3 separate regions of the Mus musculus genome follow, and regions 2 and 3 are each linked to region 1. A link is a loop called in an ENCODE intact Hi-C map of the cell type or tissue named here. Cell type or tissue: left cerebral cortex. All regions are shown on one strand. Each heading gives the region's core, and the rest is flanking DNA. Links, peaks and the distances in the headings are about the cores only. Region 1 has its middle 47 kb from the start of Gm37004. Region 2 has its middle 140 kb from the start of Gm39865. Region 3 has its middle 29 kb from the start of Gm39865.

Evidence for each region. Hi-C counts contacts between places; a loop is a spot of excess contacts. Peaks named below come from ENCODE experiments on the same cell type or tissue, not always from the same donor. Only the 100,000 strongest peaks of a DNase experiment are listed, where the experiment ranks them.
Region 2: a loop joins it to region 1, with 11 times the contacts of the local background. A loop is called at or near these places in 2 of 42 quality-filtered maps.
Region 3: it touches region 1 in a loop (8-fold over the local background); 2 of 42 quality-filtered maps call a loop at or near these places.

What each region holds. Positions count from the first base shown.
Region 1 is chr2:78,922,338-78,929,467 of GRCm38, reverse strand. It overlaps a transcript of Ube2e3 not described here. Among named protein-coding and RNA genes, the nearest start is that of Gm37004, 47 kb to the left of the region's middle. In left cerebral cortex, for the core only: no CTCF peak of the experiment used is centred there; DNase peaks (open chromatin) are centred at 849, 1,660, 2,910 and 3,204; H3K27ac peaks cover 1,872 bases.
Region 2 is chr2:78,602,384-78,609,513 of GRCm38, reverse strand. No RefSeq gene overlaps it. Among named protein-coding and RNA genes, the nearest start is that of Gm39865, 140 kb to the left of the region's middle. In left cerebral cortex, for the core only: no CTCF peak of the experiment used is centred there; DNase peaks (open chromatin) are centred at 2,605, 2,920 and 5,811.
Region 3 is chr2:78,718,098-78,725,227 of GRCm38, reverse strand. No RefSeq gene overlaps it. Among named protein-coding and RNA genes, the nearest start is that of Gm39865, 29 kb to the left of the region's middle. In left cerebral cortex, for the core only: no CTCF peak of the experiment used is centred there; DNase peaks (open chromatin) are centred at 1,595, 2,213 and 2,688.

The sequences.
Region 1 (7,130 bases), core at 741-5,740:
ATTGCAGGGTAGGTTTTGATAGCAATTTAAGAGTCACGGGCCAGGCCCCAGTTTTCAAACTAAGGCTACTAAACCTGCTTTGTAAAATAAGCAGATTCTGGTCATTTTCAGAAGCCATCCATCATCCTGGGAGCGGGTGATGGGTTGGAAGGTATAGTACCACTTGTATAAGCTAGTCTTCTAGCTCCATTTTCTGTGTTTTGGAATAATTTCCAGATGTGTTCAAAACTGTAAATGCTAAAGAGGAGGCAACCTTTAAAAGACCAGACCATGGCATGTTATGAGATGAATCTAGATGTGGTTAAAGCACCCATGGACAATGTGTTTAATTTCAGAAAATGAATTTAAGGCAACATCCCAGAATTGATAACCCACCACCCTGTGTGACCTTGGCTTCCCTGGGGAGGTGTTCATTCCCAGTAAGCTGGTATTCTAATTCCACTATACACGGATACTTTGTTTATGGAATAGTTTTCCATATGAGTTCAAAGTTGTAAATGCTGAGGAGGAGGCGATCTTAAAATGAGGCACCTTTATATGTGAACAGACACTTGGTTGGAGCACCCTTGTACAATGCATTTAATCACCACTGAATCAATAACATTTCCACCAGAAGAACCCACCACCCTTTGTGACCTTGGCTTCCCTGGCTCGTTAAGAAAATACAGACAAGTGTGACTTAGAGAAGCAGAGGAAACTTTATTGATCTCGTTATGCTTCCAGCAATGAGAGCAAGCAAGACAATCTTTTTAACCCAAGCTCAAAACAGTACATCTTTTCTTTTTTTTCTCACCAGAATTTAAATGGGTTGGCTGGTTTCCCAAGTGTGGTGCCTCCCTAAATCATACCTCCTGATCCACCATCACCACAGGCAACACCCACACCCCAGTGCCAACGGGAATGTGTTTGTACTTTCTCTGCAGGAGTCCTGCTGGAGCTCTGTATCTTCCTGTGGGCTTTTGGAATCCCATGATAATTTATAGCTAGTATTTCTGAATGATAAATAGGTTATGTTAATCCTACTTTGAAAATACACGAGGAAAAAAATACACTGAGAGGATATAACAATCTACAAGTCAAAATACAAAGGGATTGCCAATTTTAGTTACCAAGTTACTGGACTTCAGAAACGCTAATGGATCTGTGACATGCCCTTCTATAAACACAGACTTGAGAGATTCTGTTAGCTGAGATCCTCCAGCCCAGGCATATATGGAGAGTGCAGTCTAAGTAAAGTATCCGAGAGGCACTAGGGGGAATAAACTGAAACAGGGGTGGGGGCACTTTGTTCCTTTAAATCACATCAGTAATATATGAACATTTCAGTTTACCGTGAGTTTAATGAACGGTTCCCTTTAAGCCTAGGTTTTGTGTGCACAATTAAATAGAAGCAAGCACTTGCTAGTCTCACTAGAAACACCATTATGACAGAACAAGTGATACATGCCGACTGATACACAGGACTTAGCCACCGACTAGGTACTTGTCTACTCACAAAGTCTCATTTTAGGAAGGTGCTTATACATAGTTAAATACGGTTTTATGTAGTTTGAGTCATTGGAAGCTAAGACTTCCAAATACTCAGAATCTGAGGGAAGAAAAGTACAAAGTAGCCCACTCATCACTGAATTATTTTGAACTAAACAGAAAGCTCAATTTTAGCACTGCCAAATGCTCTTAGGTACAGACAGCAATGTGCCACCTCACCATCTGTTTCAAAGCACCAAGTGCACATTTAAACTATGAATGTGCCTAGCAAAGGTGTTTAACAGAAAGTTACACATGCTAGGGTTCACAGGGTTACACACATCAATGTTTAACTACTCCAAGGGAAGTACAGAGATGTCAGAGAATCCAAGGACTGCAGTGTTATTAACAGCAGTAAGCCTTGAAGAAGAGTCTGGAGATTAGCAAGTATTCACAATGTATCACTGTCATTAGTTTTTTGAGCAAGTATTTGCAATGTTGCCGGTAGCAAAAGTGACCCTTGAATTTCACTGCAAAACAAACATCTGGGGCTACTGAGCTCATGGATGCTGCTTCATTACAGAATGGTACAGTGACAGAAAGCAAGGCTTTTGCAGAGTGTAGACTTCACCTGTTCAAAACCAGGCAACCCCTGAAGTCATGAATTAAGAACTGCCAGATGGAGCTTGTATGGGGGAGAAGTGTGAAGGATGGATTGGAGTCTGTATAGACAAGAAGGTATTCTTTCAACAAGGTTCTTGAAGGTAAGGGATAACCAAGCACTGGATTTAAATAGGGCTAGAAAGGAAAAAGAAAAAAAAAGACTCAAAATTCTTTGGAAATATGGAAAATAGGGCAATTATCAAGTTGCCTCTGTAGGAAATATGCTAAAGAATAATACAATTAATTTAAGAGGAAAATAGGCATCACCTATTTAAGTTCAGACAGAACATTTACATGAGCTTAAAAATGAACGATTACAGCAAATAGTAGCTTTCTTTTTCTCCTTTGGTGTCATCTCCAGGCAAGCTTGGACCTAATCATAGACTTGAACAAAGCCACACTTGTTAAAGTCAGCTATGCAAAACTGCCCTAGGTAGCTAACGAAAGTGGCCATTTGAGTCCTGACTTGGCTCCTGAATGCCATCTGATGCAAGGAAGCCATTCCAACATCCCTAAAACTCCAGGTCCTTCCACACTCCTGGGTTCCTCACTTCAGCTTCTTTCTGACGCAGAGTTGAGTGCTCCTTTCCTGCCCTAGCAGCACCCATCCTGCAGACAGCCTTAGCAGACAGGCTCGGGTATTTTCATAGTGCAGACACTCCATCTTCACATTAGAGTCCTGAATGCACAAGCCTAAACCAGATAGGATTGCAACCCAGCAGATCTATATAGGTCCACTGTCCCAACACACCCACTGCACTTAAGTCAGGCACTTCAAAACCAGACTGTCAAAAATAAAGCTCTTAGCCTCTTCCCAACCCTGTTCCCTCGGTTCCCTCAGAACTATATTCTTCTGGTCTGCTCAAGTCCCACACATTGGTTCCTTTTCTACATCACACAGTCCAACTTTATCAAATACTGTTAGCTCTACCTTCAATCCAGACCCAGGGATTTCTTATGAAGAACACTGTCACCCAGGTCAAGGCCACTGATAGCACGTATCCAGTCTCCTAACTGCTCTCAAATTTTGGTACGTGTGTCCTCTCCTCTTACAGCTTCACTCTCCCACTCAGCCTAACAAACCTAAATCATATCTTGCATCTTTGGGTGGAAAAACACCCTCCAAGAGCTTTCCATTTATGAGAGCCAAAGCTCATGCAAGACCTGAAAATCTGTTCATCTAGCTCCCCTTAACCTAGTGCCACCTACTCTTCCCCAGAGCTCACTACTCCTGTCTCACACACACACACACACACACACACACACACACACACACACACACACACTCTCTTCTTGAATTCTTGAGTGCTCTCATGCCGTAGCCTTTCTTTTCACCTGCCATCCCCCCTGGGACACTCTTACCCAGCTTATCTCTCACATCACTTTTCTGCCCAAGTCTTTCCTGGCTACTCTCAACTGAGACTTGGTTTCTAAAGAAGCAGTTTTATTGGGGAAGTAAAGATAACACACAATCTTAAACAACTAAGTTGTACAAGGCTCTGAAAATTCCTTTTCATGTCTTTGAAGCCTTGGAACCCTGATTTATACACTACTCATTCCTAAGTGAAGAGTGACTTCCTTCTTCCTCCCCACACCCACTCCCTAATTCCTTTTCCTGCTTCTGTTTTCTGCATACCACTTTCTACTTAACAAATACTTTCTTTCTCATTAGAACTCCGTGTTTAAGGATGGGGTACTAAGGATAGGGGTTTTCTGATACTTCTAAGAATCCAGAGCAATACTTATTTTCTGAAGTACACAAATAACAATGTATTGACTGAGTAAAATTAATTTATTTCTAAAAGTCTCATTAATGTAGATGATACACACAAATAAAGTGTAATATGCATTTTAAAATGTGCCATTAAAAAACGTTTTCATATATACTATATAGTAACTGTTACCACTGGAGATTTTATATATATAAAAGCTTCACTGTTTGGTAAAAACACATTGTGAAGGCCAGTGTTCCACTAACAAGGAAGCAAGCAGATAAGGAGATGAGCAGATCACTCACTCTCTACTCGCTTAGTCCTTTATATTCCACACAACTTATTTTTCATCACTTTATAGGTGATAACAGAAAGCTTGACATAATGTCCTCAATCTCACATCACTAGAAAACACTCGACTTCCCTTACATTTTGGGGGCCTTGTCCTGTCAGGCTTCTGACAGTGCTGGCACTGTTCAACTACCCACTTCTCAGTGGGTTTACGTCCTGACCGTATTGCATCATGGTGGGCCCAGTTTGCTCAGATGATTTGAATGCTCATTTGTAAGTGAGATAACTAGAATTAGGGAGTCACCTTCCAATTAAGACTTATTAGAACAACACTGAGCAACAGAGTAAAAAGAAGCCCTTTGTTTTGTATGTTATCCCATTTCCCTCTTTCATAGACCATGTAAATAGGGAATTTCATTAACAGCTTTCAACATTCAAGAGTAGCTCCCTCATAGAGAGCAGCACACAGCATATTATATACTTTTATGTAGCTCTTTTGCTTAAAGTATTTTTGTTAAAATAATTCCCCAAAGACCATCCTTTCCATTTTTCCTACTTTCTTAAAATACAGGTACAGTCACGAGTCTCTTAACAAAGGCAATATACTCTGAGAATTCGAGGACAGCTCTTCACCACTGTACAAATATCAGAGTACACTTACACAAACTTGGGCAGGTAAACTAGGCTACTTAGAAACTAAGAAACACCATTGGTAGATTTTACTCATCAAAATGCTAGCACACACTACACAAGCCTACATATGCTTCTTCGCAACATTTTTCTTTTTACCAGTAAAAGGGAATTAAGAAGATACCAATGATAACAGGAAACTGTGTACAGTCAGAATGATTTCTGGTATACTGATGAAGCTTTATAAGATTAATTTATTCTTCTAAAACAGGAATAATCTAAACAGCATCTACCATGTACAAAGCACTGCAGTGTGCTGAGGAATTAAAGAAGACTTGGTATGGGTCATGTAGTATGGGTCATGTGGTATGTATGGGTTAGCCTTAAGTTGAAAGTTTACTTCCATGATAATCATTCAGTTGGCAGCTAATATTAGATACCAGGCTAGGTACTGAGACAGAAGGGTATGTAATATCTTCCCAGGGCTCATTATCCAAACATTCAAAAAGGAGGTTAAACTGAATGATGTAAAACGCCAAAATACAAGACGCAGATATGGAATATTAAGAGTGACTTTAAAAACTATTCTCCTTTTGTATGTATGTACACTAAGTGGAAGGCAAGGATATGAGGTATTTTTTTCTTGCATTTATGTGGACTCTTGGCTACTTCTGGTCTTCATGCTTGTGTGGCAAGCACCTTTCTCTGATGAGCAATCTTGTGAGCCCAAGAGTATTTTCAAAATGTCAGTTAGCATTACATATATTGAATGTTATATAGAGTAAATTTACTAAACATTACACTAATTTTTGTTGTTGTTGTACTAGCAGAGTCAACTTCTCTTTCAGCAGAAAAATGAATATATTTTTATCAAAAATGTGTTTGCTAGGGAGAAAAATCTATCTGGACAGGAAAGTGATAAACTGCCTAATAAAGATGTGAAAATGTATTCATCTCTGTACATTTCCTACTCTCTAAATAAACCAATTGATTGGCAAGCACAAACTTTGCAGAACAAACCCACAATGTAAACCAGTTAAGGGGTTATTCATATCCACATCTTCTAGTCACCACCCATCCCTCCACCTACTCCCTGTCCAAAAAGAAATAGAAAGGGAGTTCTTGACTTTTCGGAAGGAGACCTGGTCTGTTGCTGATAATGGAAAATAAACACATGCTTAATTCTTTGTAACGTTTGTATGGACGTTATCTCAAAAAAAAAAAAAAAAAAAACCTGACAAACAGGAGTTGTACAACAAAAATGTTCACTGAAGGGGTGGACTGGAGATAAACTAAGGGGGTTTGAGAAGAAACCTTTTCAGTGACTTGCATGCAACAGACCTCCCTCCACAAATAAGATAATCACTGTGTCTACTGGTATGCACTGCTCTACTTACATTAGAATATACCAAAGCTCTGCTGTCTAACCTACACTTAATGAGGCTAATAAAGGATGTCTGTAACTATCTTTGTGCCCAAATCTGGGTCATAAGCTGCTTCAAGTTCTTCCCCCTACAAAGTTTCACTTCTTAGAATGTATGTTGACACTGAAAGTTCTTCCTTAAAATTTACTCTGGACTGCCAGTAAAACACAAGCAGTTGCAAACACAGAAGACAACAAACTGGACGATGCTGGTTCTAGGGCATTCCCTACAGAGCTGCTTATGAGATGAGCACTCAGGAAGGAAAGATGAGGTAGCAGCAGGAGTAGAGACGCACGCACATGCCCTTGACAGATGTGCACATGCCCGACAGGAGGATCACCTCGCCATTCTAGTTTAACAACGTGGACGCTGTCTGACAGTGAGCGAGACTTTATTACCACTACTCATTACCATTGGTAGAGCAGCACAGAAGCCACTCAGCAATGTACTCTATGACCATTTTGAAAGCACTATCAGTCTACCTTGCGGGAATGCTCCATTGCACACTGGAGATAAACACAGAAGACACTGAAGAATTTCCTAAGGAAAAGCTGAATAGCTAGTGAGATTTGACTCAATAACTTATATCTACTAAGATGTAATCATTTTTATTTGGGTATTACTTGCAAAACCTAATGTGACTAGATATAGAATAAAGAGACTTATACATTTATTTACTTTCTCTGAGTAAGAAACAGTAACTGAAATATAACCATGATGTAATAATTGCAAAATTAGTTTCTTAAAGTGGTTTGACAAAAAAAAATTGATGTTTAAATGATCCGTGTGCCAATGTGTACATTAATGTGATGATAACGGAAACTGCCTCACACTTATACACTACTAGTCCTTGTACACCACTGAATACCATGGATTGACTCCAGTTCTTTACATATCAGAGAGGAAGAACTCGTCTGAAAAAAGGTAATATGGGTCAAAATTA
Region 2 (7,130 bases), core at 930-5,929, 320 kb after region 1:
TGATATGCAAGGACCCTTCTTCATTTCAAATAGTCCTAGAACAAGGCACATGGGTGTTTTTCTTAAACTAGACTTTGCCCTGCCTCATTGCATTCGACTCCTCCATACCCTGTGGTCTAGCTCACATCTCTTTCCTTGAAACCTTTTCTTTCCCTGGCGGCTTTCTCCTAGGTTCCAATTTGGCTTCCTGTTCTTTTTGTTGGCTTTAGTCATTCTGCACATGCCCCTTGTACTCTTATACTATTTGGGGTCATTTCAGGTGGTAACAGGCATATATGCTTGAATGGACCAAATGAAGATTTGGGTATATAACACTTATTACGGCTTAGGGTGGTTTGACGCTAGGGTGGTTTGAACCTTTTCCTGAAGGTTCTTAGTCTTAATGACTCCTCTAATATGAGAACCTCTCCCTCAATTACCTATAGACCCAGAACTATTTGTGCATTTACCATTCTGGAATTAATTGTCTTGTATTTTTGTTGTTAGTGTTGGTGGTGTTTGTCTTTTGTTTTTCTGTTCTTTATTTGGGAAGGGGGGGATGTTTGTAACTTTTTCTATTTTGAGTTAAAGCATTTTTTTTTTTAACTTTGTACATAGCACCTGGTATATGCCAGGTGCTGTTTTGGTTGGGTAGGAAGAAAATACCAAGTTTAAAGAGGCATTCCTTGTAGTGTCTAGGAGGGAGGAAGGTATGCAAATCAGTATTTAAAATAGCTAAATGTAGTCTAGACTTGGTGCTCTGAGGAGAGGTGGGGTTGCATGGCAAATCAGACACAGCTTAGCAAGAGACCTTCTATTTCTGTTTAATCCTAACACAAGGGTTAGGAAAGGAATTTTAGGTGGAGGTTGAACCGAATGTGAGATATATGCTACCTGAATGGCAGCAGACTGAATCTTTCCTAAACTAAAGCTTTTCATCTTTATGAAAGAGACACATAAACACCAGAGTACATTCTGCTTCCATAAAAGTGGGAAGCCACAGGGATTCTCCTCTCCAGCCACCTTGACCCTGGATACATATACCAGCAAGACTTTCAGGGACTTGATCCTTACAGAGGAAATACACTCACATTGACTAAACTAAGAGGGTGTTTTTTTTTCAGTCAAATACAACAAATATTTCTTTTCCAACACATTGTAAAGATGAACACTAGAAAGTAAAATACATTTTAATGTCAAAATATTTTTGAAGACCTGTTAAGAACCAATTGATGTCCAACGTTTTCAATCTTGAGTAAAATTGGACTACATTTTAGTTGTCCTTGACAAAGGTAATTTTTATTGGAATTATAATAGGACAAGCAGGTGTAAGGGGGGAAGTTGAGGAACCCCATCTCTAAATGACTTTCCATGTAGGCACCCTTGCATTGTTTGTAAACACAGCTCTTCGCAGAAATGCTTGTTCAGACAGGAAACAAAGTGGGTGCACTCATTGTGGCCTAAATTAAGCTTTGTTCTCAGGTTGCTATAGCAACCTTATCGGTACCAAATGTCCTGCTCTAGAAAATAATTGGAAGCATTTTCCTCTTCTTTGGGTAGAAAAATCAAAGTAGTATTCATCCTTTCTTTTTTTCTTTTTTCTTTTCTTTTTGTATCGTCATTCTACACAAAACATATTAGTTTAAAAAAATCAGCAAACATCATGAATGAACACATGTATTTACATATGTAATTATGACAGCAACATCAGAAAAGTAAGACTGAAATCACCATGAATAATCCAGACATTATATGGCACAACAGGGAGTTAAATAAAATGCTTAAATAAAGACAGTTTTATCCTGTAGCAGGGATCAGAAGGCCATGAATTGTTTGTTGGGGCTCTGTACATGTTAGTTACAAGTTAGTGTTTAGTCACTTTCGTGACAAAATATCTGATGAAAACATTTAAGGGAAAAAGGCTTTATTTCAGCTCATGGTTTCAAGGGTGTTAGTTCAGGGCTGGCTTTCTCCATTGCTTTTAATCTTGTGGAAAGGCAGACAGATCACCCTGGAAGAGCACGGCCTGGGACAGCTGTAGTCCTCATGGCAACCAGGAACTAGGATGAGACCAAACAAAGAAACAGCAGCAAGGGATCCCCTTCAGTGACATGACCCCAGTGATTTACTTCCTTCAATCAGAGTCTACCTTCTAGACTGTCATCATTCAGTAAGAACATGAAGTTAAGACTCCACTCATAAGTCAGTCCACTGATTAAGTCAGAGACCTTAGGGGCCAGTCACATCAGCCAAACCCCACCTCTGAACAACTATAGAGAGCAAATCTTGAAAGCACACCACTTTCAGGGACATTTCACATGCAAAGGGCACATGAACTACCTACTTACTGTGTCACGAAGAAATGCTTGAGAGGAGTTGAGGAATAGCTGAGATGGTCATATTATTGACAGTATTGCAAATAGATTTAAGGACTATAGAACATTCGGCATAGCACAGAAAAGCCTGAAAGGAAACTGAGGAGGAGCAAGTGGCCAAAAGGGAGGTTTGTGGAGACCAGGCAATGCTCTACTTTAGGTCACACCATGGTGTGTAAAACAGCGACTTCAGAATCTGCTTGTCCTATAAAAACTCTAAAACAATGGTTGGCTCCATCTTGAGTGCTGAGTCAGACTGATTCTGTATCCAGATTTGTGCTGTAGAACAATTCCTATCTGTCCAACACAAAATATAATCCACAGGCAATTTACTCATGCAAGTAAAATTATACCTTAACCTGTGACATTAGCAAATTAAATCAAGAATACACAGGTACACAAGTGCAATCAATACCAGAAAAACCAGGCCCATAAACTCACAGAGGATACCAGGACCAGCAGTGGTGACAAACTGTCATCTGATTCATATGAAAGCTGTGAGACTTCATATGGAACATGACCAACTTCTCATCAGACCATCTGGCACATGTGTCACCTCACCCCCTTTCCTGGCCCACTTTGCTCTGTCTTGAAACAGCTGTGTATATTCCAAGCAACTCTCTAAATAGATTTTTATTTCCTTTTGAGGGTCATGAGGCACTCTCACTGGCCACTATATAAACCAGGCTGGCCTCAGAATTATGGCAACCCTCCAGCCCCAGCCTTCTTGAGTGCTGGCATTTTAGATATGAACCATACCCTGGGATTGTAACTTTGTCTTTTGATAGCATTCTGATTATCCACAGTGATTCTTTGAGTCTGTAAGCGGCTCCTCACCACTGCCTTTATATGGCTTTGTGAGCTCTGAAATCTCTTTAGCACTTTGTAGCCATACTGTAGCCTCTTTCCCTTCATGAGGGTATAGTCCTACAAGACATATAAACTAGTATGTAACAGTTATTAGGCATTAATTTCAAAATTCAGTTTCTTGAGAAGAACATTTAACTTTAGAAGAGTCTGGGTTCCACAGCCCTGAATCACTTGGCTCTATGAGACTTTCGGTCAGAATTTCATTATAGGCAGAATGTATTCACAAGATCCTAAGTGGGAGAGAACCTTGACACTGGAGAGCTATTCTGTGGTTGAGGAGATGAGGGGACAGAAGAGAAGAGCTATATATAGGAAACCTTTGCCTTGTGACACCCGATGAAGAGAGCTTTCTGCCAGAGAAGGATCATTTCCTGTCACCCTCCACCCACTTCAAGACACCAGGGTTCACACACTGCATGTTAACAGTTAGGCTTCTTCCTGGGAAAAAGCCCTTTTCACTTTGAGAGGAATTTGAGAGCCCTGGTTTTAGGATGGTGTTTACCTCTCAGAGATCTGAGACAGAGGTCATAGCACTTTGCTAGTTATTTCAAGATGGAGCAACTGACTGTTAGCTAGTCAGCATTTCCTAATAATGGAGACTTTTGGGGGTTACATTTAAAAATTACATAAAAAGCATGTTGCATTGCCTAAGTACCTGGTGAAAGTGACTCTGTACATTGAAAACTGTATTGATGCCATTTGCAGAAAACTTGTGGCCACTGGAAATATGGGAAGTCATAGAAACCTAGTGAATTCCCTTTCCATTCCTCAGAGGAAACAATAATAGCTGACTGACTGAGAAAGATAGATTGGATTGCATAGGAAAATATATCCAGTTTTTTAATATTGTTAGATAATTGATCAAATACGGGAATAGCAGTGGTTTTTAATGCAAATGAGCTTTCTCCCATTATTCTGAAGGAATAGATTGTAAATGAGGAGGAAATTTCACAAAACCTGTGCCTTTGTCATTAATTTATTACATTTCTCTAATAAGAACCTGCTCTCACCCAGCCGAGGATTTCAAATTTTCTCTTCTGAGTGAAAAAGGAGAAAAACTCAAAATGCATGCCAAGGCTGTGATGTTTTAATTATTAGGGAACTGACTCCATTAGCCTTTGATTAGTTACAACTCCTGGTTTCTCACCTAGACTAGACACAGGGGTCAACGAGGCTGTATTTAAAAGGACATGTGTCTACTATTCTATATTGATTAATATTTATTCTGTATTCTAAGGCTTAGCAGACTGATTGTGAATCCATCTTCACATTTGAGGAACCCTCATGGTTTGGTCATGAGTGTTACTGTGTGAAATGTAGAAGGCTTGCACTGATAAAGCACATCTGTGGTAACTGAGCACCAGTCGAGTAGCTCATCTCCTACAAAGGAACCTCTTTCATGGGGCATCAAATATGAATAAAAGCCTAGAGCTTACCAGAGGAGTCACAGGGATGAGACAGGGGGATAGTTTCTGGAACCTACCTTTCTGGTAGAAGGGACCTTAGGCAAATAGCCTCTGTGCGCTCCACGGTTCTCCCATGTGAAATGGGGCATCAGTGTTAAGACTAGCAGTGTAGCTTCTCAAATGTTCCTGCCACAGAGCAGTCATGTAATACCTGCTCTCCTTTTGTTCCAGCCCTTAAGGCTCTCAAAGGGCGATCCCAGATGCTAAGGTATCGCAAACATATGAGTGACTACAATTGAGTCAGGACATGAGGGCAGCTGGGGCGAGAGTAGGAAGCTTCCCCAGTGACAGCAATGGCAGGAGGGTGGGAACCACAGTAAACATTATTTGCTTACTTGTGATTTAACCCATGGATAAAAAGGTATCTAAAAACAATGCACCATTTCCTCAGGCCAATACTATCTTGTCACTTTTATTTGTTCATTATTTCCTAAATCACCCTTGTGAGGGCAAATGAGTAAACACCTCCTTAAAAGAAAGTTTATGTGACTTTTCCGAGGCAACATGCAGTGTACATCAGATAGGAATTGCACAGAGGTGTTTCTTGTGACTTTATGAAACCAGTAACGGGGCATCTCCCTGTCACATAATGCCAAACAGAAAACGTGTGGACTAAAAAATTATCTTCAGCCAGTGTCACACATAGTCCAGAAGGGATATTGACAGTATCATAAAATAGGAAATAACATTGACTACAAAGTCTTGGTTCTGGACTCTTGTATCTGTGTGTCATTAGACTTCTTGTATGTCCCTTTCTTACCAAAATGGAAACAGTAACAGTACTTACCTCATGGAATTGTTTAAGGGTCATTTTAAACAAGTCTTAGAAGCACTGCAGTTCCTGGTGCACAATTATAAATGTATTATTAGTTGTAATAGGATACTGGAGTCTCAGAGTGTTTCCCAAAGTCTAAGTTAATGACTTCTTGTATCTTAATCCCTGGAGGCCTTGTTAAATATGAATATGCCTAGGTTTAGGTTCATACCTAATGAATCAGAGTATCTGGGTAGGAGGGGTAACAATTTGCTCCTGAACAAATGATTTAGGTTGATAACTGACACCAGCTATGGATGCTGCACACTGGCCACGTGCTCCTCTCCTGGTAACCATATTCACAAGTTGTTTCTGTGGGATTACACTTCCCACTGCTACTATTTTTGTTTTCAGCAGAGCATCTGATCTATCAGTTGAGCTTGATTGGTATTTCCTTGACAACAGAGATTGGGATCTTAATTTTCCCTAAGTGAGGCTGATGTGATAAAACCAGGCTTCTGCTAGGATGTTAGAACAAAGGAGACATGCTTTGGAACATGGACCTGAAAGGACATAGTCCTAGGCTGTTGGCAGTCATCTTGTGACCATGAGGTAGGGAAAGATGGAAACACATAAATCTTTGGGTGATGGTTTTATTATAATATATTGTCTAGCTATGCCTTAAATCAAACTGACTCTTGGATATTTACTCAGCCAATAAATTTCAATTTGGTTATTAATTATTTGGTTATATTAGTTTATGTCTTCTTAAATTATGTGCCACTCAATGCCTTAGTCAGTCAGAAAATATATGTAATGATCTTGTCAAGTGTATACGAGATAGTTCTTCTATACATCTGCCAACCTTAGCATAGTAGTTAAACGTCATGATCATCTTCAGGATCCGTCCTGCCCAGGAGCCTTCTAAACCTGCATCTTAGCCTCCTAACACACAATCAAACCCAAGAAAATCCTATCTACCTTTGTACTTCGACTAAAAGTTCATTCTGTTACTTGGAAGTTTCAAATTCAAATCTCTCAAATCTGTAAATGTTCTAGGCATGTAACATGAATAAACAAAAGATCTGGGAGCTAGGAATAGGCCATGTGTTCCTTAAATCTGAGAAAAAATCAAGTAACTATAAAATTAACCAGCCAGTGTCAATGTTAACAAGACAACAGGGGATGCAGGGAATAGACGTGAGTGTATGCTTCCTTCAAGGAGCACAGAATGTAAAGCTCTAGCCAAAAGTCCCCACATGGGAATTTGGTCCCAGTATTACAAGTTAGGCATCCTGAATTTTATATAGAGCCCAGAATATTAGCAAGTAACTCAAAATTCAAAAGTCCATCATGGACTGATGGAGCAAGAGCCAAAATATTCACAACAGGCATCCTATGTTATCTTTTGTGGGCCTTCTAGGAGTTAGCAGAGTGAGGCGTAAGTGGTGAGTGGAGGGAGACCTTCATATCGTGACCATCCTGGGTCCAACTTCAGACACACAGAAGAGAAAAAGAGAAAGCACCCAAGGGAATGTGCTAAGGCAGCAATGGATGTGGCAACTTCATCCATCTTGTAGTTGGCACTGAACATTTAGGAGATTGTTGTGCTCTGAACCCACCTAAGCTCATCATTCTCTCAGGAGGCAGGCATGACTTTGCTGCCTTCTGTCAATGATGTCTTCA
Region 3 (7,130 bases), core at 699-5,698, 200 kb after region 1:
GGTGGCTCTTAGAGTTTGAGGACAGTCTAGTCTGCCTAGAGAGTTCCAGGGCTACACAGAAAACCCTGTCTCCACTGAAGCAGCCTTTTTGTTTGCAGTGCAGGATACTGTCCCACCATTTTTTTTTTAAGTGTGGAATTTTACTTTTACTCACTTTTCCTCTTTACAAGATTTTACAGTATTTGCTTTTGCCCCCCACTTGGTTTCTCTCTTTATCTACTCACAGGTAGTTTGCTCTGCCTCCCCTGTTCTCTTTGCCTGTGTGTACAACACAATAATGCTTCAATACTGTAATTTATTTCTAGGCAATTTTAACATATGACTAAATCCATGCTTAAAAAAATTCCTTCGGCTTTAGACTTTACTTAGTAAAATATTTTCTTATAACTTTCTGATTTAAAATTTTAAGGTTTATTTAGAGGAGAACTTCAACATATATCTGTTTAAAAATATTTAATTCCTAAGTTTAAACTTTTAAAGTCAAGGCTTTCCAAAGTTATTAGCACTCACAGTAGATCTCTGTCCAGTGGAACAGATGTTGCCTGTATCTACAAATATTTCAAAAACAGATTGAAGGCATGCAACATGCAATTCCTCTTGGCACGATTCAAGTACATTTTGCCAGAAAACGTTTGAACAGATTTTAAATCTTTCTGCTCATTATCTTTGGAAAAATATACAAACTCACTCACACACATTTTTTTTTGCAAGGTGTCTGTTACAAGTTTTATGCTGTGAGGGGTACCTTTTACTCAATATGTTTCTAAGCATCAAAAAAAAAGTGACTCTACAAAATACAGAAAGATGAAGAAAAGGTTATGTGTATAGTAATTATTAAAAGCAGAAGCAGAAAAGTGTATGTTAATAAAAATATTTAGCTTGATAGGGTGCATGAAATTAAACTTGAGAAAATTCAACAGCATCAACATTCCGACACACTCACAGAGGCATTGCTTTGTTAAAGATGCTAGCTGTGAGAAGCCAGCTTTTCTTGTCTTGTCACGCAGGTGCCATTCATTGGAGTACATCACATTTCTGGAAGCTCCCAACTGTCTTCAAAGAGTTTATTCTACGCGGATGTTATTCCTCCCTCATCTCTATGCAGATAATATAAAATTAGAGTGCGGCCATCATGTAACGCATCATGGTGTAACAGGGGAAAGGTATAAAGGTGGACGAAAGCCAGATAATTGGAGAAGACTTGCTTCCAGTGCTAATTTTAGAAGTTTGCAATTAGCATTTAAGATTTGATGGAATCAATAGAGGCTTTTAACCAAGAGGACGACCAGCAGGATCGGAATTTCATTTTATATAATGAGTGGAGGTATCTCATGGAAAATGAACTTAGAAGAACAAACCAGAACCAGGGTGGCCAGGCAGGGGTTTGTTGCTATCCTTGAGGGGTCCAGTGTCTATCATTAGATGACTGCGCTACACCATGCGTCACCTTCCTCATGATCATGGTTACTGCTTAAAGTTAAAATGCAAGCTACGTGCATTGGTTTCCATAGTCTTGTTCTCCCATGCAAAGGCTTTCCCTCTGCCTCACCAAATCCCTTCCCACCAGATCTGAACACATCCCACTATCCTCTACCATGCCTGTTATATTTGGTCTGCTTCCCAGTGTACTCACACTCTGCCTAGACTGGCTCATGTTCCAGCCTTCACTGAAGGCTGGCTCTCCAGCAGCTGTCTTTTTTTTTTTTTCTTCCTCACACTGTTTTTTATTAGATATTTTCTTTATTTACATTTCAAATGTTATCCCCTTTCCTAGTTTCCCCTCTGAAAAATCTCCTATCCTCTCTCCCCTCCCCCTGCTCCCCAACCCACCTACTCCCATTCCTGGCCCTGGCATTCCCCTGTACTGGGGGAATATAGTTCATATTGCTGTTCCTCCTATAGGGTTACAGACCCCTTCAGCTCCTTGGGTACTTTCTCTGGCCCCTTCATTGGGGACCTGTGGTCCATCCATAGATGACTGTGAGCATCCACTTCTGTATTTGCCAGGCACTGGTAGAGCCTCTCAGGAGACAGCCTCCAGCAGCTGTCTTGAGTTGGCATGACTCTTCTTTCTCATCAAGTTGGGTGGGTCAAACTCCTCATGCCTCAGAGCCAAATCCAGACACAGAACTGCTCATCTTCCTTTTCTTCCTGTGAGGCTGATGGCTCTTTTTACAGCACCACCATATGTAGTGTTGTCACGAATATAAACGTTCTAGTCACTGTTCACATTCATTTGTACTTTAGCGCCTCCAGCATCTTTTCTCTATCACTATGCCGGTTACTATATGAGATAACACCACTCATCATTCACACTCCCATACGAAATCCTAGCTTCTCTTTGGCGTATTTCCTAGAGATTGAAACATTCCATTCTGCAGGGCTTAAGAGAGAAGGTAAACAACTCAAAATAGCTTCAGGAAGTCCCTAAAATGGACCAGATTCACTAGGCCCCTCCCTCCCAAGAATAAATAATAAAGACTGAGAGAGTAAATCTCAGACAAGCAAAGCTATAAAAAGATTCATAGATCAGCAGAAGTGCTTGGAAGAAGCAAAAAAGCCACTAAGACACCTGAAAGTCATTTAGACCAACGCAGTCACTTGGACAGGGCACTCTCCAACCTGTTGAACTGTCTGGAGACTATAGAGTGAGCTCCCAGTTTGAAAGTTTGCGAGCTCTCCTCCATGCCCAGAGGGACTTCAGTGATACAGCTATCTTTGAGTCATGCTTCTGCTGGTGACAGCATACAATGACAGGGACTGCCTGTAGTAGGCCGGAATGGAGACATCTCAGAAGACCGGGGCAGCTCCTTGTAGAAAAGGATGGCGTCTGGGACCCTGAGAAACAGAAGACACATCCCTCCAGGGGACCTGCCATCTGAAATAAGGGACATGCCTTCAGTAGGCCAGGATGGAGACATCTCAGTAGCCCATGGCAGCTCTTTGTAAAAAAAACAGTTGTTGTCTTATTTCTCCTAACCTTAGCCCTGGACAATGGCTGTATAGATTTCATTTGTGAGTGACTGCTTTTCAGTTGGCCTTGGTGTGCATAATTATTATATTATATCTGACTTTCTTACTTCTTTCTCCTTCTGCTTTGGTGAATTCTGTGAAACTAGATGTTCCCTGATGTAATGATTCTTAAACAATCAAAAATTGAGGCATGGGACACAGCACAGCACAGTCCTAAAGGCCCAGGTGCATGCTGTGTGTTCTCATCTTGGAAAAAATGTAATGACTGCACAGTGGTAGTTCCAGATTAATGCTTGACTTGCAAAGAAAGTTTGAAGAAATTATTAGAAAATGAAATAGAGTCAACATTGGGAACCCCAAGAAAGGAAAAAATTATTAAATAAGTTATGAAATAAGTTTTGTATAACATTTGAGAGTGGTTCCTAGATAAGCAAGCATAGAATATGTAAAATCTTATATTAGTAAAATTAAGTCAAAACATCAGGGCTCCTAGAAGAGTCATTGTGTGCAATGTTCAGAATCAGAAAGCTAGCGGAACTATTGAGTTAAAGGGTTACCTTGATTCTTTCTTTGCCTGGCAGCTTTGTCCATGTCATTGATCATTAGAGCTTCACAGGAAAATGCAAGTACCTGGCCTCAGAGCTCTGAGCTCTGAAGTGTAATGAGTTAAAGTTTAAATAATGATAGATTTGCAATTATTGTTATTTTGGCTATAGGCCTGGGAATAGGGATGCTTGAAACATTGGGGAACAATTGTAATTCTTGATTCTTTGTGTGACATGGTTTTTTTTTTTAAATTTGATTTGATAATGATTACACAATGTCTTTTTTTTTTTTTTTACCTGCTTTTAGAGTATCATTAAAAGACTGGAGCAAAGCAAGATTTTGCTGAAAGGACCCTGATATAGCTGTCTCGAGTGAGGCTATGCCAGTGCCTAGCAAACACAGAAGTGGATGCTCACAGTCATCTTTAGGATGGAACACAGGGCCCCAATGGAGGAGCTAGAGAAAGTACCCAAGGGGCTGAAGGGGTCTGCAACCCTATAGGTGGAACAACAATATGAACTAACCAGTAACCCCTGGGCTCTTGTCTCTAGCTGCATATGTATCAGAAGATGGCTTAGTCGGCCATCATTGGGAAGAGAGGCCCCTTGGTCTTGCAAACTTTATATGCCCCAGTACAGGGGAATGCCAGAGCCAAGAAGTGGGAGTGGGTGGGTAGGGTAGCAGGGCAGAGGGAGGGTATAGGGAACTTTCAGGATAGCATTTGAAATGTAAATAAAGAAAATATCTAATAAAAAAAGGGAGAAAAAAAAGACTGGGACAAGAGAAAGAAAGGCAAGAGAGCATGTAGAGAACATGTAGAGAGCAAGTGAGGAGTATGTGAGGTGAATGTGGAGAGTGAATGAAGAATGAGAGAGAGAGAGAGGGCATGAGAAGAGTGAGTGAAGAGAGAATGTGAGGCGTGATGGAGTGTATGTGTGAGTGAAAGAAGAGTGCATGTGGTGTGTGTATGTGTGATGTGTGTGAAGTGTGTGGGAGAGAGTAAAAGAGGAACACACAGAGGTGTGTATGAGTATGAGAGTTCAAGAAAAGAAAAGAGCACAGGAGAAAAGCAGAGAGCACAAGAGAATGCAGAATGTGTGCAGCCCCAAGCTGCAAGTGAATGCGTGAGAGAAAAAGAGAGCAGAGAATGAGAGAGAAGAGAGAGAAACTTTAAGCCATGAAAAATCGCCTGTCAGCTTGTAACCAAAAATGTAGTCTGTGTATATTTATTATGCACCTTCCAGATATCCCTGCTTCCAGTTGAGAACTCTGATCTTGTGTCAAGGCTGGACCCGGACATGCTCCTGTAAGTAACCCCAACAAAACTCATTGGTTAACCAAGTTCAACTTTGGTGGTATCGCTACTTTTGTCTCACATGGGCTCTCTACCCAGAAGAAACAGGCATGTGTGCGGTGTCTGTCCCCAAAAAGTCTTGTCACATAACCGTGCTTTTGCTCACTCCAGTGTTGAAGGTTGTTCGATGCACACTTCATTTCTACTCCTTCCTCTCAACCATGTTCCCGCCAGAAAGCCAAAGCCTTCTGAAATAGTCGTGAGCTGCAGGTTACCTGCCCTTATCCTCAGACTCCCTCACTCTTTTATTTCTATCTGTGGTTCTCTCCTTTCTTCATCCCCTTCCCCATCAATACCTCAATATCTGAACTCCTTCCTGCACACACTTCCCACTCCCCACTTCCTTGAATCTACAGTGAAATGCAACTTTAAGTCTACTTCTATGCCCACTTTTGTTCTCCCTCCTGTACTTCTAAGCATGGCTGGAGTAAATGAACAGAAACCAATACACTTCAATATGACATTACGAACCGCCCTTGGCTAGCTGTCCCTGGTGTTCTGCATGGCAAGTGTTCTCCTGATCTCTTGTTGATTCTAGTGTCATGGGGCTTCCACTGTGCTTATATTCTCCTCCCATATTGGACATGACTGTCTCACCCTTCTCTCCCTAAGGACAATTCATAGAGGAGTTAACTGGAACTCTCCTTACATCTCTCCCACTTGTGAATATTTCTCCATGTCTTTCTCTTTGCTGTCTCCTTCCATTCCTAGAGCTATTCTTCCTTTGGCCTAAAGTCCTTCTGGCCCCTGTGTGCTGTGGCCTGTCTTCCCTTGCTTCTTTATGTCTAGTACTTCCACAAGTCACTTGTCATCTGCTCTTTTGCTCAGTCCAGCTTCTCCCCAGAAAGGTCTCTTGAAAGTCAGTCTTGTATATCCCCTTGCCTCCTACTGCCTCGTACATTTCATAGCTTGCATATCTCAAAGTGAACTCACCACCACAGCATTCTCTGCTCTTTCAAAATCAGACTCTTGTGTGTCTTCTTTGAGTAAACACAGCCACGGCTCACTCTGGCTAGGTCTGAAGCTTTACTGTCCTTGGAATTGCAACTTCTCGCTTTGATACAGTCCTGCTTGTAATTCTTGCTTTGTTTCCAGAGCTATTGAATTTTATCCAAAAATTTTTGTCTGTGTCCAGATTATTGTAGTGTTTCTTGCATGTTTTCTTCTAGCAGTGGCTTGCTCCTGATTTCTGAGTACCTTAGGAGTAGAGGCTCCCGTCTTCTACTTATGATTATGTTCTGTCTACCTCACTTTCTGTGACTTAGCTGTATTGAATTATTGGTTTCATTAAGCAAGTTTCTCACTTTCTTGTTGACCTTCAGCAGATGATGAAATGATTTTTATCCATGTCTAGAATGTTCTTCATTCTCACCTTGACCTCGTATGAGTCTATTTCAATTACAACATCTGTTCTGAGTAGTTCCTAACAATCCACGTCTGGACAGATGCCTCTCTGTTGTCCATCCATGGAACAGGGCAATTTTCTCAGCTTCAGCCCATCAGAGTGCCTTGTCAGCATGATTGACTGTTTGTTGCATTAACTACAGATGATTGGAGGGCAGGCCTTGTGTTTACCTTTGAACTTTCAGTGTATGGCACACTGTGTAGCATTTATCAAGGGAGCCACAAATATTTGTTGAGCTAATGAATTAGTGACTATCTGGAAGTGCCATGCTGAGAAAAGGCAGCCATCTGTTTTGCTCAGCAACTGATAATCTCTGCCAGAACAGCTTCATTAAGGTTGAACAGGTTAGAAATGAGTGGAGAATAAAGAGGCAGAGGAAAGGTTAGATTTATCTGTTGAGAAAATTAAATATTTAACAATTTAATTCACAAAAGCAATAATACAGAACATAAGGAGTGTCCCTTAGAGAGACATGGTTCTCATAGAAACTTTAAGAGTTTGGTGGGGGTTGGGGTGAGTATTAAAGAAATACCGTATTTCTGGCTAAGTAGCAAAACTGTAAGATGTAATTATTTTTTAAATTATAGTTTTAATAAAAGTTAACATAAATACTCCACTGAATGTTTAATTAATAATTTTACTATAAAAATGTTTCACGCTTGTGAGGAAATAGGTAAAAAGGTCCTTCTATCTCTTTGCTATTTATGTATATATACATGAATTATACATGAATATATATTTATAAATATATGCATATATCCTTGCTTTACACATATGGACCCTTTTTTATACACTTTTCAGCAACTATTTTGTTTAACCTAGAAGGGCAATTCCTACCTCACTCTGTATCAA